Regions from separate parts of the Homo sapiens genome. Here region 1 is linked to region 2. Evidence: chromatin loops called from intact Hi-C (ENCODE). Cell type or tissue: PC-9. All regions are shown on one strand. Links, peaks and the distances in the headings refer to the core of each region. The heading gives the core; the rest is flanking DNA. Region 1 has its middle 71 kb from the start of WNT5A. Region 2 holds the start of LOC124909383 (a long non-coding RNA gene).

Evidence for each region. A loop is a pair of places that touch in the nucleus more often than their neighbours do. Peaks named below come from ENCODE experiments on the same cell type or tissue, not always from the same donor. Only the 100,000 strongest peaks of a DNase experiment are listed, where the experiment ranks them.
Region 1: a loop joins it to region 2, with 6 times the contacts of the local background. A loop is called at or near these places in 2 of 110 quality-filtered maps.

What each region holds. Positions count from the first base shown.
Region 1 is chr3:55,410,313-55,422,706 of GRCh38, reverse strand. No RefSeq gene overlaps it. Among named protein-coding and RNA genes, the nearest start is that of WNT5A, 71 kb to the left of the region's middle. In PC-9, for the core only: no CTCF peak of the experiment used is centred there; a DNase peak (open chromatin) is centred at 6,096; H3K27ac peaks cover 1,784 bases.
Region 2 is chr3:55,357,240-55,369,633 of GRCh38, reverse strand. LOC124909383 (a long non-coding RNA gene) reads left to right here and starts at 1,490. Exons shown (of 2, transcript XR_007095918.1): 1 at 1,490-2,134; 2 at 8,919-9,191. In PC-9, for the core only: no CTCF peak of the experiment used is centred there; DNase peaks (open chromatin) are centred at 4,993 and 7,243; H3K27ac peaks cover 2,743 bases.

The DNA.
Region 1 (12,394 bases), core at 1,930-9,929, 53 kb before region 2:
CCTATGGTGTAGGGGAGGTCCCTGGACTTAGCCAAGGGATTGCAGATGATACATAGTAATGGATATTAGATCACATTTTGAGAAAGCAATTTCCTTTTCTATCCTATTTTCATTATATATCAAGACACAATATCAGCTTGCTGGTAAATCTTAAGCACTTCTTGAACACTTCCTTATTTCTCTTTTAAGCAAGAGAGATCAGGCCTTGGGCCCAGAGCTGCAGCAGGCCAATAGGATCTTGCAAGAATGGAATACGTGGTTTTGAATTCACTAATACATTTTTTCCTAAAGCATATTTATTTGTTAACTCACATTTATTTTTTAAGATTCATATTAGTGGAGTATACCAAATGACTATAACATTTGATTCAAATAATTCACCAAAAGCATTAGGATGATTGCAAATATTCTTTTGTGTTTGATTTTTAAAAAACTTATTTATTGAAGTATACATTGAGACTGAAAAGTACATAGAAGTATATGACTTGATGATTTTTCAGAAAGCAAACATATGTGTAACTATCACTCAGGTCAAGACATAAAGTATTAAAGTATTTCAGAAGTCCCCTTCTCTGTAACTAATGTCTCTCCACCTCCCTGTTCCCAAAAAAGAACACCATTATTCTAACTTCTGACACCTTAAATAGGCTTTGCCAGTTTTGAAATTTATGTAAATAAAACCATTTAGTATGAATTCTTTTGTGTCGACTTCTTGTGGACTAGCTTATACTTGAGTTTCATCTGTGTTGTTTATATGACGTTCTTTTTCACTGCTGTATATTATTCCATTGTATTAACATATCACAATTTACCCATTCTCTGGTGGGTAGACGGTGTTTCTAGTTTTTGCTTAGCAGTTATATGTGACTACAAACATTCTTATACAGATCTTTGAGTATATACATCTGTGTATTTTTGTGAGGTACACAGTGTTTAGCCATTCTTGTAGGTGTGTCATTATATCTCATTGTGATTTTGATTTGGATTTTCCTGGTGATTAATGGAATAAAGTGTCCCTTTTTTCTGTTTATTGGTCATTTAGATATCCTCTTTTTGAAATACCTGATAAAGCCTTTTGCTATTTTTCTATTAGGTTGTCAGTCTTTTAAAAAAAAATTCACTTGTTACAAGTTCTTTATATATGCTAAATTCTGGTTCTATGTCAGTTAATTTTGCTATAAATACTTTCAACTTCATGGCTTGCTTTTTGGTATTACTGTGGTCCAATTTGTCATTTGTTTTCTTTGTGGGGAGTTCTTTATGTTTCTAGGTTTGTTTCTGGGCTTTCAAAAATGTTGTTCTGTTGGTCTGCTATCTCACCTTGAACTAATACTACATTACCCTAATCACTACTAGTGTTGAACATATTTTCATGTACATTATTACCCATTTGCACGTCTTCTTTGGAGCAATGACTATTCAAATTATTTGCCAATTTTTTGGTTCGTTTTTCTTTTTATTGTTATAAGAGTTCTTTTATCTGGATACTAGGTCCTTATCAGATATATAATTTGCAAATGTTTTCCCCAATTCTGTGGGTTGTCTTTTCATTTTCCTGATAACATCCTTTGATGCACAAAAGGTTTTATTTTTGAAGTCCAACTTAATCTGTTTTTCCTTTTCTTGTTTATGTTTTTGGTGTCATATTTAAGAATTATGCCTGTGTTTCTTTCTAGGGGCTTCATAGTTCTAGCATTTAGATCTTTGATCCATTATGAGTTAATTTTTATATAAGGTGTCAGGTACATATCCAAATTCATTCCTTCACATATGGATAGTCAGTTGTCCCCGCACCATTAGTTGAAAGACTTGCTGAAAATCAACTGATCATAGGTATATGGGTTTATTTCCGGACTCTCAGTTTTATCCCATTGGTCTATATGTCTATCCTTATGCAAGTACCATGCTGTTTTAATTCATGTAGCTTTGTAATAAGCTTTGAAATTGGGACATGTGAGTTTTCCAGTTTTGTTCTTTTTGAAGACTGTTTTGACTATTCAGGGTCCCTTGCATTTCCATATAACTTCTAGGATCAACATGTCCATTTCTGCAAGAAAGGTAGTTGGAATTTTTATAAGAATTACATTTAATCTATAGATCAACCTGGGGAGTATGGTAATCTTAACAGTATTGAATCCTTCAGTCCATAAACCTAGATGTCTTCACATTTATTTTGATCTTCTTTTAGAAATGTTTGGTAGTGTTTTGTGTAAAAGTTTTGTACTTCTTGGATACATTTGTTTAATTATTTTTATACCATTATAAATGGAATTGTTTGTGTAATTTAATTTTTTCCGTGCCGGATTTCTAAGCTACAAAGTTGTAGGATAATACATTTGTGTTTTTTTGTGCCATGAAGTTTGTGATAATTTGTTACAGCAGCAAGAAAAAATGAATACACTCCGTATGATTTCAATTCTTTGATATTTGCTTTGATATGGCCCAACAAAGGGTCAATTTTAGTAAATGTTCCACGTGTAGTTGAAAAAACATGTATAGTTGTCAAGTGTGGGCCAAGTTTGTGTGTGTGTGTATGTGTAAATGGTGTTTGTTATTTATGTTGTTCATATCTTCAATATCTTTATTGAGTTTTTCTCTGTGTATTATATCATTTACTGAAAAAGTATGACAAAATCTCCCACTGTGATTGTAGGTTTGAGTATTATACCTTTTATTAATATTTCTATCAATGTTTGTTTTGTATATTTTTGAGTTTTATTAGGCATATACTTTTAGAATTATTGAATCTTCCTAAAGAATTAACTCTCTCAGTGTTATCAAAAGTCCCTGTCTAACTCTAGTTATGCTTCCTACCTTAAAGTCTGCTTGGCATATTATTCTTTAGCTATACTTGCTTTCTTTTGATCAATGTGTCCATGGTATATGGTTTTTTACTTTTTTTTTTTTTGTGAGACAGAGTCTTGCTCTGTTGCCCAGGCTGGAGTACAGTGGTGTGATCAGCTCACTGCAACCTCTGCCTCCAGGGTTCAAGCGATTCTCGTGCCTCAGCCACCCAAGTAGCTGGGACTACAACTGCACACCACCATGCTCAGCTAATTTTTGTTTTTTTCAGTAGAGACAGGGTTTCATCATGTTGTCCAGGCTAGTCTCAAACTCCTGACCTCAAGTGGTTCGCCTGCTTCGGCCTCCCAAAGTGCTGGGATTACAGGCATGAACCACCATGCCCAGCCTAAGATGCGTCATTTCCAAACAGCATATAGTTTTTTTAAAAAATAATTCAGTTGGACATCTTGTCTTTGAATTAGTATTTAGTAGTTAAGTCTACTATCTCACAATTTTCTTCTATTTTAACTTTCTTTTGTGACTTCCTTTGAATTAATTTATTCCCTTTTTTCCTTTTCCTAGCTTGCTAGAAAACATTCTTTTTTGTTCTACTTTTAGTGGTTATGCTAGCAATTAAACATGCATTCTTATCTTATTAGAGTATGATGATGGTCCTCTTACTACTTTGTGAACAACATAAGGCCCTCAGGATACTTTAACTCCAAATTCTCGTGTGATTGTTGCACCTATTTTTACATATATTTCACATGGCACAAGAAGTTGTTGTTTTGTGCAGCCAATATTTATTTAATTTTACCCAAATATTTGCACTTTCTACCATCTTTATTCTTGACTGCATTTCCATGCTTCCATTGGGCCTAATTTTTCTTCTGCTCCAAGAATTCTCTTTAATATTTCTCAAAGAGCATGTCTGTTGGATATTAATTATCTCAGTTTTTGTTTAAAAATGCTTTTATTTTACATACATTTTTGAAAAATGTTTTCACTGAGTATAGAGTTCTAAGTTGACAATCATTTGCTTTCAGCACGTTGAATATGTCATTTTGTTGTTTCTTGGCTTCCATCATTTTTGTTTAAACCTCAGCTTCCATCATTACTTTTATTCTTTTGAAGATAATATGTTTCTTTTCTTTGGCTGCTTTTGTGATATATTTGTCTTTGTTTTTTAAGTAGCTTGACTATGATGTGCCTCGTTGTGGTTTTCTTTATCCTATTTGAGGTTGTAAAGATTTTTGAATCTTTAGCTTGATGTCTTTGCTTAGTTGTGAAAAAGCATTTCAGTGAATACCTATTCAAGTATTGCATCTCCTCAATTCTTTTTTCTCTTTCAGGATCTCAAACTGCATACATGTTAAGACTTTTCACCAAGTCCCACGTCTCTCTTATGCTCTTTTGTGCATTTTCTACAATATTTTCGTCTTCATGCTCAATCTTCTGCTGACCTATATTCCAGTTTACAGATCTTCTTTTCTGCATTGTCTAATCTGCCATAAACCCAACTGTTGAGTTCTAATTTTTCAGTTATTGCATATTCATTTCTAGAATTTCAATTTCTTGTTTTATAAAAATACCAGTTCTCATGAAATTCTCCATCATGTCATCTACTTTCTTAAACTTATTAATCATGGATATTTTCAAGTTTGCCTCTAGTAATTCCAATATCTGGATCACATATGGGTCTGGGTTTTTTTCTTCTTGGTTTTTGGTTATTTGGTTATGTCCCTTGGCATGCTTGGTAATTTTTGATAAATGCTGAACAAATGTATGACAAATTATAGAGCCCATTTGAAGCTCTGGATTCTGTTATCTTCTTCCAGAGAAAATTAAATTTACTTGGCTACTGTTATGTGTTTTGATACTGGTAGGTCACTTTGTTTCATCTTGGTTTGAGCTTGCTTAAAATAAGGTTTTAATCTTTGTAAGAGTTGAGCTACTTCTGCCTCACCCTCACTTCTAATGTGTAGCCCATTCATGATCTCAGCTGGAAGTTTGAAGTCTATACCAGGCCTCCCCCAACTCACGCCCCTTGGTGGACCTAAAGCCTCAATTTTAGTTATCATCAGACTCTTGACTTTTGAGCTTCTGGATTCTATGAGGTTTTACAAATCAGCAAACGCCTAGAGAAAAAGTGCTGTGAAACACTAGATTTATCTCAGTGTGCTTTACTTCTCTCTTGGCTCTTAGTTGCGTTAGTATTCCCTGAATGTCTTCCATCAGAGGTTTTCTCATTTTTTATTTTTCTATTTTATGTATTTTATCTAGCTTTTAAAGTTGTTCTTGGCAAAGGGGTTAGTCTAAAGCAAACTAGTTGCCATGAATAAAAGCAGGAGTCCATTGTACTTATTTTTGTCATTACCTTCTACTTTAAGACCAGTGATTCCAGCTTTCCTTTTATATTAATGAGGTAGTTTCCTTTCTAAGTAAATATATTCATTATGAGATGTACAAGTTCTAGCAAATACAACAAATAGTGTAATAAATACTCACTTCCTTACACAGAGTATGTACCCATGTTCAAATAAAGAAAAGTTGACTTAAAGGAAAATAGTAAATAGCAATACAGATGGTACTTGGAGATGGTAAAAAAAAAAATGGTGACAGTGGGGTTCAAACAACTTGTTTTACATGTAGAGAAATAGAAGCTCACAAAGTTATTTGTCTTGCCTAAGGTTACACCGAATATGCATGGTAGAGCTGGATTCAAATCTCTTGGTTCCCAATGCATTACTTTACCTGCTCTAACACATAACTCTGCTCCTAACGGCTCTTCTTCCGCCCTGACTGGCTCTTAAATAGATTTAATTTCTGTAGTTTATTTTCCATTTTGGCCTAAATTCTTCCGTATGCATCCTAAGCCTATTTTTGTAATTGTCTTTTCATTATTAGGTTGTAAAAAAAAAATAAAATTTATAGGCCTAACCCATGAGTAAGTGTGTGTGTGTGTGTGTGTGTGTGTGAGTGTGTGTGTGTGTGATGTCAAATTCCCATCAGATTTTCCTAGCAGTTTCTATATAATGTTTGAACCCATGAGATTCTGCATGATTGATCCTTCTAAATGCTTAGCTCCTTTTAAAACTGAACGCAAAAGAATGACTAGTTCTGTGGAATTTATTGTTACTAAATCTCCTCTCCATTTGCTTAATTGTATTATTTGCCTGGGGGATGCTGTTTAAATGTCGAGCCAAGTCAGCTAAATGAAACATGATCCTGGTGCAAGAAAATAATGATGTGTCTCTTTTGTTAAACAGCAGCCTCCCCCCTCATCTCCAGATGCCTAGAACCACACCCTCATTTTTTTTGGAGGCAAGCAAGGGTGGTGCCCAGCTTGGTCTTGGCTGGTAAGGGCATCAGCCAGGAAGCGAGCAGACCAATGCAGCCTGAACTGGAGCTGGGAGCTGGGGGCAGAGCAGATGCTCAGGCCACTGTGACTGACTGACTCAGACAGGAAGCTCAAGCCATCCCTCTAGTCCTGGACTTAGGCCATGTCTCAACCCCTGCTGAACTGAGCAGCTGAAAACTGAGGCTATAGATTAACCATTTAGCTGGGAAAATGACCAAGGTTGAAGGGAACTTCAAGGGAATCATCTGCTTCCTTCTTATCTTGAAAGGTCATGGGGACTTAGTATTTACAATTTCTAGATTAGTGTTTTTTCAGTCATATCATTACATAACCCTCCATAAACTGGTATCTTTTTCATCTCTTTGACCTTCCCTTTTAGGGTCCTCTGAGGTAAAATGAGAGCATGGGATGCAGCAAAGACCACTCTAGGAATATTTACCAAGTGCCCATTGTGTGCCAGGCACTAGTCTAGGCTCTCGGAGGTAGCAATGAACAAAACAACCAGACTCTCCTTTGTGGAGATGGGGAGGGAAGGGGAGGACAAGAATAGATAAATGAGTAAAATGCATGGATGGCAGTGTGAGTGGAAAGTATTATGGGAAAAAATTAAAATAAGGGAAGGAGACAGGGAGGGCTGGGTGGAACAAGGCTGCTGTGTTAAACAGGGTGGTCACCTTCTTTGAGAAGGTGAAGGGATGAGCCTTGTGGCTGGGGCTTTAGGGATCTTTCATAAGTGCCTTTTGAACCAGTAGCCTTGAGCATTATTGAGTATTAGAATTGTGGTGGCATGCAGTTTCCCAGGCCCCACTCCCAGGGATTCTGATTCCTTTGGTGCAGCCCAGCGCCGGGCAATTTGCTTTTCTAGAAGTCTTATGTGGTGGCCCAAGGCCAACTTTCTTTTTTGATACTGCTTTAAACTTTCTGTACTTTGAAAGCCTGAAACAGAATTATTCCAAGGACGAGGCAATTGTCACATTCCTCATGACAGGGAAATACAGAGAAAGAATTTTCCCATAGACTGCCATCTTGTTGGTGAATACAGTCCTCCATGCATGAAGGAGAGAAATGAGCAATTATTGAGTGCCTGCTGTGTGCTGAGTGCATTCTGCATTTGCTGTTTTGTTGGTCCTCCCAACACTGCCTGGGACTGTGTCCTATAAGCATAGTTAGGCCCAGAGAAGCCAGGCGACCCCCGGCTTTGAAGGGGTAGTCTCGATATTCAGTGCTCATTCCACTTCATGTGAGATTTTGACATGGAGAAGTGAGTGTGCAGGTCTGCTTGGTCTCCTCCCCTAGGCCATCTTTACCAATCTGAGCCCAGTCTTTGCCAAGACTGGCTCCACCCAGCAAGCTGGACTTTCAGTGAAGATTTTTCTCAGGAAAAATGTCTGCTGATTCCTGAGTGCCAGGCATTTGAAAGACTGCTGACTTTCTGAATTAAAGGGGACCTCAGAGATCATGTAGCTACCCACAAGCAGGAAAAACATGTTGTGTCTGCCACCATTCCTTCCCCTTCTCTTGGTACCCCTGGGAAGCAGTAATCAATGGTGGCATCCTTTCTTGAAGAACCCAAAGGCAAACTCAGAGCCGTCTTCAATCCGATGCTTGAGTTAACAGCTGCTGATTTATCAAATGTGGCTTCTAAAGAAGAAACCTATTTTCCATCCATTATCTGAACAGTTCCTTCTTTGACACATCAGGAAGCTAGGGCTCAATAGGGTCAGTTTATTAAAGACACACAGCTAGTTAGTAGGAGGGCTAGATCTCATCCCAGATAATTGCCTTTTTTTTTTTTTTTTTTTTTTTTTGGAGCTACTTTTTTTTTTTTGTTAGGAATCTCACTACTCAAACCCAGGTATGTAAGACATTGGCTATAAACAACTATCAACCGTGATCAGTTTCTGAATCAAGCCATTTTTGCCTTGTGGCAACAACACATCATCAGCTTCTCCCCTGGGAGCTGTGCCAAATTCTGGAAGGCAGCAGAGGGCGAAGGCATGGGTAGTGCCATGGGGTCCTTTCTTGATCATGTCCCAGTGCTACCACCTATCCTCTGGTCTTTAATTATCATCCTTCTGCTGGCATGCTGGTATCTGTCCCTCATCTCATCTGTTCATAAGTCCTGGGTCCTCAGCGCTTGCTGCTAAGTCATCTCCTCTTACCATTTGCAAGTTCCTTTTACATGCAGTTCTCTCTCCTTTAGCTACTGGCCATGTCCCTGCTACTCTCTAAGGATGTGGGATCTTGTCACTATTTTTGTGTCCTGGGATGGAGGGTGTTCTGTGAAGTTGTCTTAGGCTTGGTTTACCCAGCTCGCTAAAAAGTCACTTTTCTCTGGGGTCCTATTGTTTTTCTGGGCCTCCACACAGAATCTGGGGCCTAGGACTCATCTCTTCTTAGGCCCTGCACGTCAGCCATCAACCATACTCAGTTTCTGAATCAAGGGGTCTGAGGTTTCTTCTCACTATGCTGGCACTCAGCCTGGGATGGGCAGGAAAAAGGGTGCTGGGCCTGCTTTGTAATGATGCATCGCTACCCACGTATCCATATATCCACATTCAGGTCTGCCATCCACCCTTGCCATCCACCTGCTGAGGCCTTGGTAGCTGCTAATGTGATCCATCACCTCTTCTCCCACATCTATCGTTACACAGGAATCCTTTCCTCTTTCATCTCCCCACACTGAAGAGAACTAAAGATGTCATTTTTTAGACTTCAAAAGACAGGAAGAGATTCTTGTTCCTTTCGCTGTTGACTTATCTTGTCCTGATGCAGTGAACTCAGGGTGGCCTTACTTGGATGGAGAGAAGGCCAAGAGAATAATGAGGAGGAAAGGAAAAAAAATAGAAAGTATTTCAAAACCTTATCCTATCACATCAAGTGGCCTTAGAAGTCGAGATTTCAGAATTTGCCTATTAACTTTCACTTTGGGCATGGTAAACTACGGCCGTGGGCCAAGTCCGTCCTGATGCCTGTTTTTATAAGTGCACAGGAAGAACAGCTTTTATATTCGGAATCCTTATTGATTGAGAAGTAACCATATAATATCCTCCATTTGCCTCTTACCCATAAAGCGTAACATACTTACTCTCCAGCCTTTAAGAAAAAGTTTGCTGACGCTGGTTTAGTGCACTGGTAGAAAGGGCCTATGTTTGCTCAGCTATCTGAGGCTCAGATATCTGCTATCTGAGGAAGGGATTCCTGGTTTTACTTTGATTATCTGTATTCAAACTCTTTAGAATAAAATATCACTGCCTGCCCTGCCCCTCACCAGCTGGTCTCAGTTCCATGTCTTAAAAAAGTTGGTGTCGGAGACTCTTCCTCAAAAAACCCCCCTTTGGCACTATTGTTGTCTTTAGTGATCCCAGGGAGCAAACGTTGCCTCTTTTGGGAGCTGCTTTCAACTCACAGTGACATGTGGAAAATCTACTATGGATATGAAGTTTCCTGCCTGGGAGCTTGCATTTTGGCATTGTCCCATAGAATACATTGGGAGACAAATGCGATTCTCACAATTCGGTTCTCCCGACAGGAAAATATGTCACTTGAGTCAGTGAGTAATATATGTGGCTATACATTTTTAATAAAATGAGCAAATTGTTTTTGAGTTTTTGGAAGACTTAATTCTTCATTTGCTAGTTCATTTTGAAACCATTACGGTTCTGTGTTTTATTCCATACAAAGATGTGAAATTAACCGTCATATTTTCTGCTGTGGTCTGAAAGTTGAACAAGTTAATGTTTCACCCAAATTAGCTTCTTTCCCTTCACATTTGCTGTATCATTAACCTTCCCTATTTGAGCCTGCAATAAAAATTACATCATGATCAAATTCAAGGAAAGGTTTTGTGTAAGCCATGCCTAATGCAGATATTTATTACTGGGCTTGAGGGGCAGGAGTCAGATTTATTTGGATAATTTGTTCACAATTTATGCTGTGACTATTTTAGACTCTTGAACACACAAACGCATGTTCTCGTGTCAACCCATTTCCATAGTGATAGGCACATCAACTACACCCCAAGAGTTGAGTTTTGCTGACATCTGTAAACTGAGATAGTTCAGCAAATCTTTTTGGCATGGCCAATCTTTGTTGTAAACTGGAAAAATTCATCTTCTTAATTTTGGTTAAGGCCCTGGCCATGCCAATTAATTTTTTTTTATTGGATAACTAGTAGTCATAATAATAATGGAAATTATCCTTTATCTTTGGTCAAACTTTTACATATATTATCACTCTTGGTCTTTGGACACCCCTGTGGACTATATGTAAACAATATCTGTATTTAAAGAAGGGAATACCAAGGCCCAGAGAGGGGCAGTGAATAGGTGGAGGATGGAGCTAGTGAGTGGTGAGTGCTCCTGTCTTCTAGCTTTAACCCTCTCCACACCACTCAGCTATTTTAGATCATGCTATCTCTCTTTGTTTGGTGGTCAACATTTGAGAATGGGGTCCAGACAACTTCCAGCTGTGGTTTGGCAGCCTGAGTGTGTTCAAGGTGCCTGGGAGTAGAGTGTTTATATAGAATGGACTTAAGCATCTTTGGTTCTAAATTTAGAAGCAATTTTACTTTTTTTGAGGTTTTGGTCAAACCACTCCAGGCAAAATAGGACTTCTTTGTTCAAAGGAAATAGACTTTAAAAAGTCTTGTAAAATAGACCCATAATGCATTGGGGGATTCAAATAGTCTGGCCCGAAATGTTTTCATAAATTAAATGTAAGTGGATTAGAAACAGACGGATTGTCTTTCCATGAAATACACCCAGACTGGAACCAGGAGGAGAAGCATTTAGAAAATTGTTTAGGGTTTCTGTGGACTCCAGCAATCACACATCTTGGCCCTACTTCTCTTTCTGATAACAGAATGGAGATGAAATTTGGTCTTATTCCCAAGTCTTTTTATTTGAATCTTTCCAGTCTGTTTCTCTGAATGTGGCTGTGTTTAACCCTTGCCATATTGAATAATCCCTGACTTGGCTGGGTGGCCATTTAATGAGGCATGATGGGGTGAAGGTGTTTGACTTGATCGTGATGTTATCTTTGCCATTCCAACTTAGAGGATGTACCTGTAATATCAATAACAAGGCAGTGATGTGGAGGTTTTGGTGGGTTGTAAGTACAGTGACTGAGAGAGTGGAATTTAAAGTCATATGGATTAGGTGAATCCCAACCCTCCCACTCACCTATGATACATACAGAAACTATGTAATCTTCTTCGACCTCAATTTCTTCAGCTGCAAGATAAGGATAATCATAGAGTCTTCTTATTATTACTAAATGGGACAATCTGTGTCAAATGTGTACTTAGTTGGGTGTATAGCACATAGTAGGTACCCAATAATTATTTGGTATCTTTATTATGGTCAATGTCGGTTGTTTGTACTTTCTTGCCTCCATGGCCATTTCTTTTACGAATAGCACTGAATTTTCCTTTGGGGAGCTCCCCTTCCCTTATCACATGTAGTCATGGTGAGACTGGAGTCATTAATGCAGTTATTATTAATAAGATGACCTTCCCTCAGCAGTGAAGGGCACGGGCAGGTGATCCTAGGTAGACCAATAAATTGTCTCCCTGGCATTTGACATAGATTCAAGAAACTCAGGATTAAGAGTGGCTGACGTCTTAAGTGATTTCTGTTGCCTGGATCCTTAAGCTGCCCTAGTGGTTGACCTTTCTGAGGTTGGTCAACCTTTCCTTGGATTCTGTGGGCTTCCATGTATGTATGTATGTATGTATATGTATATATATATATATATATATATATATATATATATATATATATATAAAATATTTACATATATAGTGTACTTTTAAAGTTAAGCAGTGACATTAATACCCAAGGTCTATATTAATTGTTTTTGAACAAACATTCCTAACCAATCAATTTCATCGTCATCATTATTACATGCCTCAAATGTAAAACACAATTAGAGGGGAAAAAAAGAAAAACATAAAAGGTAACAAAAATCAGCTGTAATCCTTACACATGTAGACCTCCCCACTTAACATTTTTATAAATGTACTTCTTGGTTTCTCCACATATGTGAAGATTGTGTTTTTGTAGACTTTTTGTGGAATGATATTTTAAGTGAACATGCAGAAACATTTGAAGATGATGCCAGCGAGGACAGTATATGGGAAAGTCTTTAGGGCCACTATGGGGAGTTATCTGTGGATGTTTTGTGTGGCCTGGCAACAGAATTGCTATAGTAGACACTGCTGTAGGAACTGAATCTCAGACCTGTGAG
Region 2 (12,394 bases), core at 1,760-9,759:
AATGAAAAAGCCTAAACACACATGGGAAGGATGCCCAGCTCACAGAACCCCTGCCCTCTGGCCACTGAGTGCCAAGGAGGTCCCTTCCCAGTGGGCATCCCCAGGCCCAGGACTCCAGGATCTGCCAGTCTCTGGCCCTGACAGAGGCAGCGTCTCCAGCTGCTACTGAGAAAGAAAATATAGAAAATACAGAAAAAAAAATTCCTATTAGGTGTTGCTGCTGGCTCCCTCATTTGTCAGAATCCTTTAGTACTGACTGTTTTCTAGACATTTATGGAATCGATGCCCAGCAGGGCGGCATTAAGGCAAACTGCGAGGTTGGCATGCCTCCCACCAGCCTCACTCCCCAGCTGCTCGAGGCCAAATTAAGCAGTTTTCACCTTTCCCCTCCCTAAACACTTAAAGCATAAAAAAAAAAATTGAGTTGAACTGGTCTGTATTTAGATATAGCCCTGAACTGCTGACAAATACTGGCTGATAGAAACAAAGTGTGAAGTTCAGAAGTTCAAGAACTTGGGATACAGTTCTAAGAAACTGGCCCCTTTCTGCCTGGGTGACCTGACTTTCTGCATGCATCAGTCCTTCAGGTTAGAATCCAGTGTCACACTGCCAGGGAAGCCCACCTTGACATCTTGTTTAAAAGGTTAAAACTGCATCATCGATGGCTCTTAGCCTGTTCTGTTTTTTCCGGTGACACTCGTCACCTTCCAATACTCTACATAATGGAATTATTGTCATGTTTATTGTTGTTTGCCTATCTCTGTCTCTAGAACGTAAGCTCCATGAGGCAGAGGCTTTATTTTGCCCACTGATATCTTCTAAACAGTGAGACCAGTGCTTGACTCCCAGAGGCACTGAAAAGTATTTTCTGAATATATGAGAAATGAACAAATGAGAAGGAAATGGGCTAATGCTGCTTGCTCATGGGTGTAGTTCAGGATGTAGAGTTGAGGTTTAGCTCTGCTCTCACTTTCCCAAAGGGTTTAGTTGAAGAATTTTAAATAGTCGGAGTTGGCAGATTTAGAAACGATATTTCTGGAAGGTGGAATTTCTAAGCACCGATGACATTCATGTGGCCAGGAGGATGGGGAGGAAATCCCAGCTGTAGATGCCTAGTCAGACTCCAGGCTTATGAGGCCCAATCCACCTCTGTGGATCTGGACATCACCTCTGTGCATTAGATGGTGCCCTCCCCCGCTCCTGGGAGGAGATGGCCTCCCCTGACGGCCTAGTTTCCTCAGCTAGGCCAAGTCGAAGTTGCCAAAGAGAGAGTGTGTGTGTGTGTGTGTGTGTGTGTGTGTGTGTGTGTGTGTGTGTGTGTGGCAGGGGGAGTTCCAGGGTCTTTTCCCAGGACCCACAACTTGGAAGAATTGGAGAAATGTTCCAGAATAGATATTTCTTTAAGTCTTATTCTCGTGGTTTCAGATTGTAGAACATCCAGTTCAGACCAGTTGAAGCCAAAAAAAAAAAAAAAAGGCATTTTTACTTATAACCCTTGAGTCCAGGAATATCTAACTTCAGTTATGACTGGATCCAGGGACTTAAATGATATCACTAGAATTCGCTTCTCCCCATCCCTCTGCTCTGCCTGCTGCCTCGTTGGTTTCATTCCCAGTCTCCTTGGTGTTTGACTGGCTACTCTAAGTTCTCATGATTATGACACGTCCAGAATGAGGGTGAGTTTCCCTACCAGCTCAACAAAAATCCAAGAGCATTGGCTTGGATTGGCCTGACTCATCCCATCCTCGAACCAATCCCGGGGGCTAGGGGAGTGGAGGAAGCCAACTGGTCATGCGCTGTAGCCCCAGACTCGGGTAGGGAGTCAGTGTCACTGGTTGACAATAAGGAAGGGAAGAGAAGTGGTCCTCAAATGAAAATTAGGATGTTATCATAGAAAGGAAGAGTGGATGCTGCAGAGGAAAGATAACAAATGACTATTACAATGGTGTAAAAGGAAACCCATAGAGAAGAAAGATGACAGAATGTCCCCACCTCAAAGGCCAGCTCCAGTTGATTGCTCGTGGCTCTCTGGAATGTCACATTGAGAAAGTGTCTGAGACTAAGCCAAAGAAAAATACAGTGTCATAATGGATTAGAAATGTCTGCCACGTGCTACAAAACTGTTGACTGCTAGGTATTTGTTTTTCCTTTATTTGGGCATTAGCCAGTGGAAATCATTATAAATGAAAATATATAGAAAGTGATGACTGTGCTGTGGTGACTCCTGAGACCTGCAGTGAGTTTATTTGTTAAAGTTCTTGTTGCATTATTATTCACCCACCCAGTCAGGACAAAGCGAGGGGCTCTAATTAACAAGGTAACTTGTCACCCTCAATGTCCCTCTGTGGTGCTGAGGCAAAGTGGCATTTAACCCTGCCTGTGTTCACTGGTGGCATTGCCAAGACTTTCCAGGATGTGGCCCTGATGGAGACTAGCATTTGATCAGTAATCACTTGCTTGTTCTTTTCCTCCCTTGCTTAACAAATATTGATCAAGCCCCAGTTTGTGATAGGCACTGTTCAGGGTACCACAGAAACAGTGGTGGGCCAAACAGATCTGGCCCCTCTCCTGCGAAGCTCTCAGCCCTCTGAGAGCAGCCCTGCTGGCTTATAGCTTCTTATCATGTCTCTTCTTATTCCTGGTTTGTCATTTTCAAAGATTCCATGTTCAGGTACATTCCATTCCAGCCCAGTGAAAATAGCATCAGATCTGTCTGGAAATGTCTCCACTCCTAACGTTGGGAGAGAACATCAGGTGGCTAAGACCAGCCTTTTCTCCCCAGTGTCCTTGAGAACATCAGTTCCAAGAAGATACTCCTCAACAAAGCCACCATTTAGAAGTTAATGGTAATGCTGGCAATTTATAGACACTATCCCATGTAACACTGTCAGCAATCCTAATAGACAAGTACTATTATTAACAACATCATTATGCAAAAAGGTAGCCAAGAATTAGGAAAGTTAAGTGATTTTCTCAAGTGCACACAGGTGACAAACAGCAGAACTGGGATCCAAATCCTAGTTAGGAACTAGGCTTCTAACCACTAGGCATGCCATGCCTAGGTACCACCATGCCATGAGACCTGGGAACAGAGGTGGTATGGTTTAATCACACATGCAGCCCCAATGGGTTTCATGGAAGGAGGAAGAGAGACTTAAGTGCATAGTCATTAATGATTTCATACGCAGTTATGCGTTGCTTAATACATTCTGCCAAATGCATCGATAGGCAATTTCATCATTGTGCAAATGACATAGAGTGTACTTACACAAACCTAGAAGGTATAGCCTACTACACACCTAGGCTATATGGTAGAGCCTATTCCTAGCAAACCTGTATAGAATGTTACTGTACTGAATACTGTAGGCAATTGTAACAGAATGGTAAGTACTTGTGTATCTAAACACAGAAAAATTATAGTGACAATATGATATAAAAGATAAAAAATATTATACCTGTGTATAAAATTTATTATGCATGGAGTTTGCAGGACTGGAAGTTGCTTGGGGTGAGTTAGTGAGTGGTGAGTGAATGTGAAGGCCTAGGACATTACTGTACACTACTGTGACTTTATAAATACTATTAATGTATACTTAGGCTACACTAAATTTATTGAAATATGTTTTTCTTTCTTCAATAAATTAACCTTAGCTTACTGCAACCATTTTACTTTTAATCTTTTTTTAATTTTATGACTCTTGTAACCACATAGTTTAAAACACAAACACATTGTACAGTTATACAAAAATTTTCCTTCTTTATATCCTTAGTTTAAAAGCTTTTTCCTACTTTTAAACATTTTTATATTTTTTACTTTTTAAACCTTTTTGTTAAAAACTATGAAACACACACACACACACACACGCGCGTGCGCACACATTAGCCGAGATCTACACAGGGTCAGGATCATCAAGACATCATTAGGTGATGGGAATTTTTCAGCTCCATTATAATCTTATGGGATCATCATCTTCTATGCGGTCTGTCTTTGATCACAGGCACATGACTGTATTTGTGTCTTCCTTTTCCTGGGATTAAAGTTATCTCATAGGTTATTAAGAGAAGACTATTGTGTATACTGGGTATCTCTAGTCATGAGGCATTAATTTTGCAAATAGCCCTGCAGACAGTCAAAGCATTTTGTAGCTCAAATAATTGATTGAGCATTAATGAATTGTGGATTTTTAAGTGTCTAGTGAGATTTCTATTTGCTTTAAGAGGATAGGACCCAAGCCCTGGCTTCATTTTTATGCCTCTCATCCTTCCTATATGGGATGCAATACCCCATGGATATAACCGTGCATGTATCCCAAGGACTTCTAGGACAGTCCTAATTTCCTCTACATTTCTTATTTTCAATAAAGAGAATTCTGGATGAGTTGAACTGAATGGGACTTAATTTTTACATCTTTGTAAGAATTTTTGTAAAAATTCCCAGACCAGAAAAATTCACTTTGCCGTTTTCTACTCTGCTTGAAGAAATACGTGTGTGTTTGTGTGTGTGTGTCTGTGTCTGTGTGCAAAAGTGTGTCTATATATTCATAGGATCTTTTTGGATAGAGCTAGGTTTTCAAATGTTTAGCAGAATATTAGGAGGTTTTTTTCTGTAATTCCTCAGGTAGGTGTTCTGCCAAGTGGACTGTTGTGTGTCCATGGTATTAGGGTTGTGGTTATTTCCTAAGTAAGTTTTACAATATCTTCCCAGAGCTTCCCATCCAAGTGGAACATCCATGTTTCTCAAAGAGAGAGCAGCTTCACCTGAAGGTGGCTCAGCTCTTGCCAAAGGGCCAGTACTGCCCATAAGAAGTCAACCCAGTGGGTCCACCTCACAGGCATTTAGGAATTTGGGGATGAAATTTAAATTTTGTAAGTTTCATATTTCAGAACCAAAAGAATGTAAAAGTCATGTAGGAAAGAGATTCTCCAGTTCCCTCCCTGACCAGGAATGTCTGGCAAAGTAGATTTTGTGATTCTGGAGGGGCTGCTTGTAAATGTTTCCTCATAGCAGAGCTGAAGATCATTATCTTGACATATAGTCATGCGTTCTGAAAGAGGATAAGCTTTTTCTTCTGGGTGAGGTCTGTGTTTTTCATACCTCTGAGGCCTTGGTGTCGTGACAAGAGAGGCCATCCAATGGTGAAATTTTTGGAGAAGTGGGTCATCGTGAATGTAGGTGCCAAGCGATCAATTTCCTCCTGGCTTTATGGGATGGAGCAATGGCTGGAGAGAGTCTAGGAAGGATCTCTTAATTGGAGTCTTGTCCTCAATCCTCCTACACATACTGCATGGAATGGAATAAAAGGGGTAAGATTCTATATCAAGTTATAAAAACTCAAGTCAAATTGAACTAAGCAAATGAGGTTTATAACCGCAAGTTATAAAAGTAACAAAAGCTCAAGGGTAGTATTGCTTCAGAAAACATATTTGAATGGAGACATTATGAAACTGTACCTCTGTAATTCCTGGCTCTGCTTTTCTTTGTGTTGTCTTCATTCTCAGGAAAGCTCTCCCTATGTGGAAGTAAGATGGCCATCAACAGCTTCAGGCCTCATTCTACCAACTCAGCAACCCCAATAGAAAGATAAATCCTTTTTCTCCAGTAGTACCCTCAAAAATCTCAAGGCTCACTCTTTTAATTTGACTTGGGTCTTCTTTATACCCGTGGAAGTGAGGGATGGAGTCAGCCTTATTTAATCCACATGGCCTGAGAGGAAGGGAACAATGATTTCCTAATCAAAACCTTAGGTTTCTGTGTCTGGAAGAAGAAGGAATGAGTGGATGACATTTAAATCAAATTAATTGAAAAATACTTTATGCACAATGACTATTGCCTTCCTGGAAAAGCAAAGAAGACTTTGAAAATCTTTCAACTTTATTGTTTTATTTCTGTGCTTTCATTCATTGATTTATTTAGCAATGCTATTGAATGCCCACCATTTAGAAGCACTGTGCTAAAAATCCAATGGTGGACAAGAAAAATATAATGCTTGTCTTTATGAATGTCCCAACCTTGCAGGGAAGCTGGTGTATAGGCCAAGTTATAATCAGTATGTAACGTGCTGAGTGGGGAAGCATAAGGTGCTAGGAAAGCACATAAGATGGAAACCCGTCTCCATCTTGAAGGGATGAAGTTTGAGCAGGAAATAGCCAAGTTCCACAGGGGCTGTGGCATAGAGGGAGGATCAGAAAGGAGAAAAGCATTTCAGAGGAAATAGAAGGTGCAAAAGCCTGGGAGCCAGGGAATAGGAGAATTGTATGTTTAGGGAACTGAAAGAAACTCACTTATGTTCAGAGACTCAAGACTTCCCTTTCTTTCTAGGGGAGCATAGAGTCAATGGTAGATGGCACAAGCAGGAGAAAGACTAGAAATTGGTAGAACTCCTCAGTCTGTTGACTTATCTTGCTACACTGTAGACTTAGACCTCACCTTGTTAACAGTGGAACCAGATACAGTAGACCCAAACTCAAATTAGGCACCTTATATCTATAGATATGTCATGGCACAGAGGGGAAAAAATATTTTGTTGTATTTTATTGTGTGAAAATGTCCCTAATAAGAGAACTGAGGATACAAGGTAGTATATCTTGGTGATGAGATTCAGTGTTGATTTTTAAATTTTTATTTCCATTTATTATCCACATTTTCCATGGATGAGCAGATATTAAAAGGGGGAAAAACCAAAATAAAAACTCTAGCAGTTAATCACCAAATGTTTATTCAATCATGAGGAAGGACCCTTCAAGAAGACAAGCGCAGAGCCCCTCAGCCTCCAGGAACTTGTTATCTGGCTTACTGGAGAGCATTTGTGATTTACAAATGCACTGTGGAGGAAGGAGCTCTTAACCACTGATAGGAAACCAGGAGCAGCTGGGTCTGGAGGGAGTTTTCTCTATAGCAACTGCCTTTTGAGTAAGTTCTTAGATGGGAAGAGGGCATTCCCTGGGAGACTGGAATGAAAGCAGTAAGGAAGAGAATTCTCCAGAATTCTCTTTCCTGCTTATGTCTCCATGAGATTGTTCCTATTTCTTACTGAACTGCGCTATAGTAGATACAAAAAAGTCAGAGGAAATAGGCCCAACCAGGAGCTAGGGAGTTCAAATGTTCATCTTTTCTAGCCAGGGAGGCCTCACATGACCATCATGAAAATGCAAAGGGAAATCAACAAACATAAACTAGAACTGCAAGGATAAGTGTCACACCTAGAACAGAGCCACAACAAAGGAATATCTTATGCTTACGTGGAGTCACCCTTCAGGAATGAGAAAAATAATCTTCTGATTCATATGTACAAAATGCCAAAGGCTTTACAATGAGACAACAAGATGACAGGAAAATTTTAAGCAACCCCAAGATTTGAAAATCAAAACTGGTAAAATATTATATCATCTGGGGTAAATATTTGCATTACAGAACAATCCTTTATCCCCAGGTAAATTTGCCCTTGGTGAAACAGTAGAGTGTCTTCTTATAGATCAGTAGACTTCAAGGTTGGAGCTAATGGGGGCACACAAAGTAAAGCTAAAGCATTAGGAGAAATAGAAATAATCCAAGTTTATGAGAAAAAAATGCATCCTTTAGTCAATGAGTAAGAAAGCAGAGTTTCACTTACTAGAATCGTTTGCATATATTTTTTAAAAATCTTCCTGAGAGCTTACAACTTTTACAATCATAATATAAAAGCTAAATATTTCTTCAGTTGAAGGAAAAAAATGAGTTGAGTTTTCCAGCTGCAATCTGCTCAGCTAGTCAAGGATAGTAAGAGAAAGGATTGATAAAAGTACAAATCAGCAGTGTTATCTTTCAGGCCTAGGAAGCTACCAGTGGCTGGTTTGGTGGTTGCATTTATAGATGATCTATGTGTAGCAGCATCAGAAAAGGGACAGGTTGTCGTTCCCTTCACCACTCCTGCCTTGGGTGAGTATCATGTAAAAAGAACACATTTGAAAGCAGGACCTGGGAACACTTGGGAGATGAGATTGATTCATTTCACAATTTTGAAATAGTCACCAGCTACCCAAATATATGATACTGAAGATTTTTTTTTTTTTAAGCTGGAAGAATTGATTCCTGGATGTTGGCTAGCTCTTCCTTTGTGGTATTCGAGGTCACTAGCCAATGCAGTGTAAGAGTGTGATTGATTGCAATGCTATCATATATTATAATAATAAAAGACGTGTTACTGATACCATAAGAGCTATTTTTATCTTGTTCTTCCCTTATTTTTCATCTGTATCAGTGTGGTTTATGTAAACCTGACACATTTGTATATGTGAAACAGATGCAGAATAAAGCACAGTTGTGTCTGCTCAAAACATATTTTTTAAATCATAGACGTGATTTATGAAAACGTTCTTTGCATATAAGATTTTTCTTTCTCAAAATGCACAATAATTATATATCTACATTTATTTTTTTCTGGTACTTAAGAGGGCTAGGAAAAAAAATGAAATTTTTAAGTTGCTTTGCCTGATCTGTCTTCATTAGCTGTAAGAAAAATAGCATGCGACTTTTCTGCAGATGCAGATTAGATGTCTAGAGCTGCTCTTGCTATTCAAATACATGCTAAGGAAATAGTCCTTTCCACTGCATGGAGCCACACCCCCCTAAAACGCCCTCCGCTACCCAGGTCCAGGTGCTGCTTCCTCTGCCATCTCACAGTGAATGGCAGAAAGAAAATGAGGATCTTTCCCGTCCTTCCCCACAACTCAGTAACTCATGAAGTAAGTTTGCATGAGAGAGGTTAAGGAATCCATGTGCTCCTTATCTCTGCAAATGGCCATTATCCATCAGATTTCTCAGACCTAAAACTCAGGAGTCTTCTTCACCCTCATGTCTGATCGATGACCATGGGTTGAGAGATTTTATTTCCTTAATGTTTTCATAATCTACCTACTTCTCTCTGTCTCTGCCACTACAGACTACAAAACCCTGGACCAAACCATCACCAGCTGTCTCCTGGACATAGAACAGTTTTCAACTACTGTCCCCAAATCTATTCTTGCCCTCCTGGACCCTCTACTGTGCTGCAGCTAGTATGATCAGAAAAGACAGGGAAGAGTTACCAGTCCCCAGGAAAAGCTGTGGCTGTAGGAAAGGGCTCTCTGCCAGGAGCCCCTGAGTGGAATCAATGAAGGAGTAGGCCTGCAGTAGAATGAATGAATGAATGAATGAATAAAGAATAAATACCGCAGCCTGTCTGTCCTCTCCTTGTTTCCATGTCCTCTGGCACCTTCCATTGACTAAACCCAACTCAAATGTAGACAGCAGGAAGGCCCAGGGAATGAACTTTATAGAGGTCGGCCTCCTGGGATAGAGAGAAGGATGGAGAAGGGCAGAGAGTGGATCTGGTGGGGGCACACAGAACAGATGATAAACCATGCATAGCTCCTCTGCTCGAAACCCTTCTGATGGTACCCCACTGCGCTGAGGTTTAATGCCTACTGTCCTATCTCAAATAGAAGTCAATGTGTTAGAATTAAAGAAAAAAAGAATTGTAGTTTTCTTACTTTTCCTAGCTACAGTAAGAAGCTGATGGCTAATGAGATGCTGCCAAACCTTTTAGAAGAGTCTCAGAGGTTAGCACATTGTTCAAATGGATGTTGTTATATTGTTATTTAAAGAGCTTCTAGATGGTCTCCGCTGTCTTGTTCCTGTAGCTGCTTTCTCTTAACATCCCGACATCTCCTCTATCTTGGTTGGTGCAAATGTGAATGCCACCCCAGTCCCATAAGAATGATCCTGAGTCTGAATTTGTTTCCATCAGTAGAGTTGAGCTTGTCACTGGGTTTCATGCGAAGATGTATCAGTCGGTTCTCCTCAACACAGTTAACAGTTTGTTCTAACATACCTTCTTACCCCTTGTAAAGAGGTGGATATTTGCAAGATTAGTTTTAAATTGGCATGTGCATTTACCATGCGAAGACTGATAGCACTTCAAAAGCACTTTTAAAGAAAATTATGATCTCTGCTTCTATCATCTATTTATGCCACAGCTTTGTTCTAAAAATATTACAGGAAAGCGGAAAGCGGTCCCAATCCAGACCCCAAGAGAGGGTTCCTGGATCTCACACACGAAAGAATTCAGGGCAAGTCCATAGTGCAAAGCAAAAGCAAGTTTACTAAGAAAGTAAAGGAACAAAAGAATGGCTACTCCATAGACAGAGCAGCCCTGAGGGCTGCTGGTTGCTCATTTTTACGGTTATTTCTTGATTGTTTGCTAAACGAGGGGTGGATTATTCATGCCTCCCCTTTTTAGACTATATGGGGTAACTTCCTGATGTTGCCATGGCATTTGTAAACTGTCATGGCGCTGGTGGGAGTGTAGCAGTGAGAATGACCGGAGGTCACTCCCGTCGCCATCTTGGTTTTGGTGGGTTTTAGCAGGCTTCTTTACTGCAACCTGTTTTATCAGCAAGGTCTTTATGACCTGTATCTTGTGCCGACCTCCTATCTCATCCTGTGATTTAGAATGCCTTAACCATCTGGGAATGCAACCCAGTAGGTTTCAGCCTTATTTTACCCAGCTCCTATTCAAGATGCAGTTGCCCAGGTTTACACACCTCTGACAAAAAGACTTGAGATCGTCTTTTCTTTTTCTCTTTCTTGCCCTTCTTTCCTGCTTGCCCTTCTTCTCTTTCTTTTTCCTTCTTTCTTTTCTTCTATGTTCTCATTTATCTCCATCTTCTAGACCTTTTCACCTTTTCCTAAGAAGAGTGCCTTATCTTCCTTTTAAATTATTATTTTTTAAAGTATAGTGATGTACAATGTAAAACAATTACAGCCCTTGGAATTAACTCCTATTAACACAGCATGTATGGTTCTAGTCTTTTTCTACAAGAGGAATTTATAAGAGAACCCTTTCTGTCCCATTTAACAAAGAGCCCAATGTACTTATATATATGCCTTTACAATTATAGAGATTATATATGAATTCACTACCCTAAAACAAAATTAAAGCATTGCATTCAAAGCTGAAGGCTCCTTTGATTTCTACCCCCATTTTCACCAACCTTCCACATGACCCCAGGCCAGTGCTATGAGATTATACCCATGTTCCTATAAGGGTATTTAACAATGTAAACTTTTTTCTGTTTCCTCCCACATCCTGTCATTTGATCATTGCAGTAATTCCTTGTAGTTATTAGGAGCAAAGAGGTGTGTTAACCCCATTTTACAGGTGAGAGGCTGAGGCTCGTGGATGTTCTGGAAGTGTTCATATGCTGTGCTCACATCTGCTTAGTGGCATCACGAGCCCTTTCCTTAGGCTTCGTTGCAATCATGAAGATGGATTTGTAAAGAAACCCATCCCCTAAGGATCTCCAGATTTGTCTTCTCCCTTTTCCTCCTCTCCTTCCTGTAACTGGCCCATTTGGAGAAGAGCCTTTGTTTGCCTTCTTGCTTTGCTGACCCTCTCTGCTGCTCCTGCATGGCTTCCCTGTTAATGGAAGGGCTGGCATCCCTGCACCTTGGTCATGCCCAATTCATTTTAGTGGACTGGGTCAGCCAAGCCAAAATTTACTCAGGCCCAAAGCCACTGGGCAGGGTCTTTTACAACATCCACAGCAGCAGCCAATGAGGAGGCTTGTGTAGTTCAAGTTCATTGCCTTTTGGGATTGATGCCCAAGGCCTTTGGGACGGGTCCATTGCATTCCTTTGTAAGGTACAGTGACCACCTCTTGGGCAGCTTGGGAGTCCCATGGATTCCAATAAGGCCAGCTGGTGTCATTTCATTGGCACTTAAGGTTGGAAGCCACCCCTGGGCTTTTCACAGGATTTGGAACCTTCACCCTGCAGCTCAGAGTCCTCATTAAGCAGCCAACTCCACATGGCTCTTTAGAGGAGAGAGGCTGTAAAATACATGCGGGGAGGATTCCGGAGAAATTTGTTTAGGTGTTACCTTCCTTTGTAGCCTTTCAAAATTCATCTTAGAATTGTAACCAACTGAGGACACGTAGGCTGGTCTAAAACATGTCATCTAAACCAGCAAGCCCCAATGTTTTTGACACCAGGGACTGGTTTCATGGAAGACAAATTTTTCCACAGACTGGGGGGTGTGGAGGGTATGATTTAGGGATGAAACTGTTCCACCTCAGATCATCAGGCATTAGATTCTCATAAAGAATGTGCAACCTAGATCCCTCACATGCGCAGCTCATGATAGGGTTTGCACTCCTATGAGAATCTAATGCTACCGCCGATCTGACAGGAGGCAGAGCTCAGGTGGTGAGGCTCGCTCACTCCCGCTCACCTCCTGCTGTGTGGCAGGCCATGGACTGGTACCAGTTCATGGCCTTGGAGTTGGGGACTCCTAATCTAAACCATATGCATCATCTGGAATGATTCAGAGGAAAACCAGGATGGGTGTCACCCCACCTCTAGTGTCCTATCCACCTT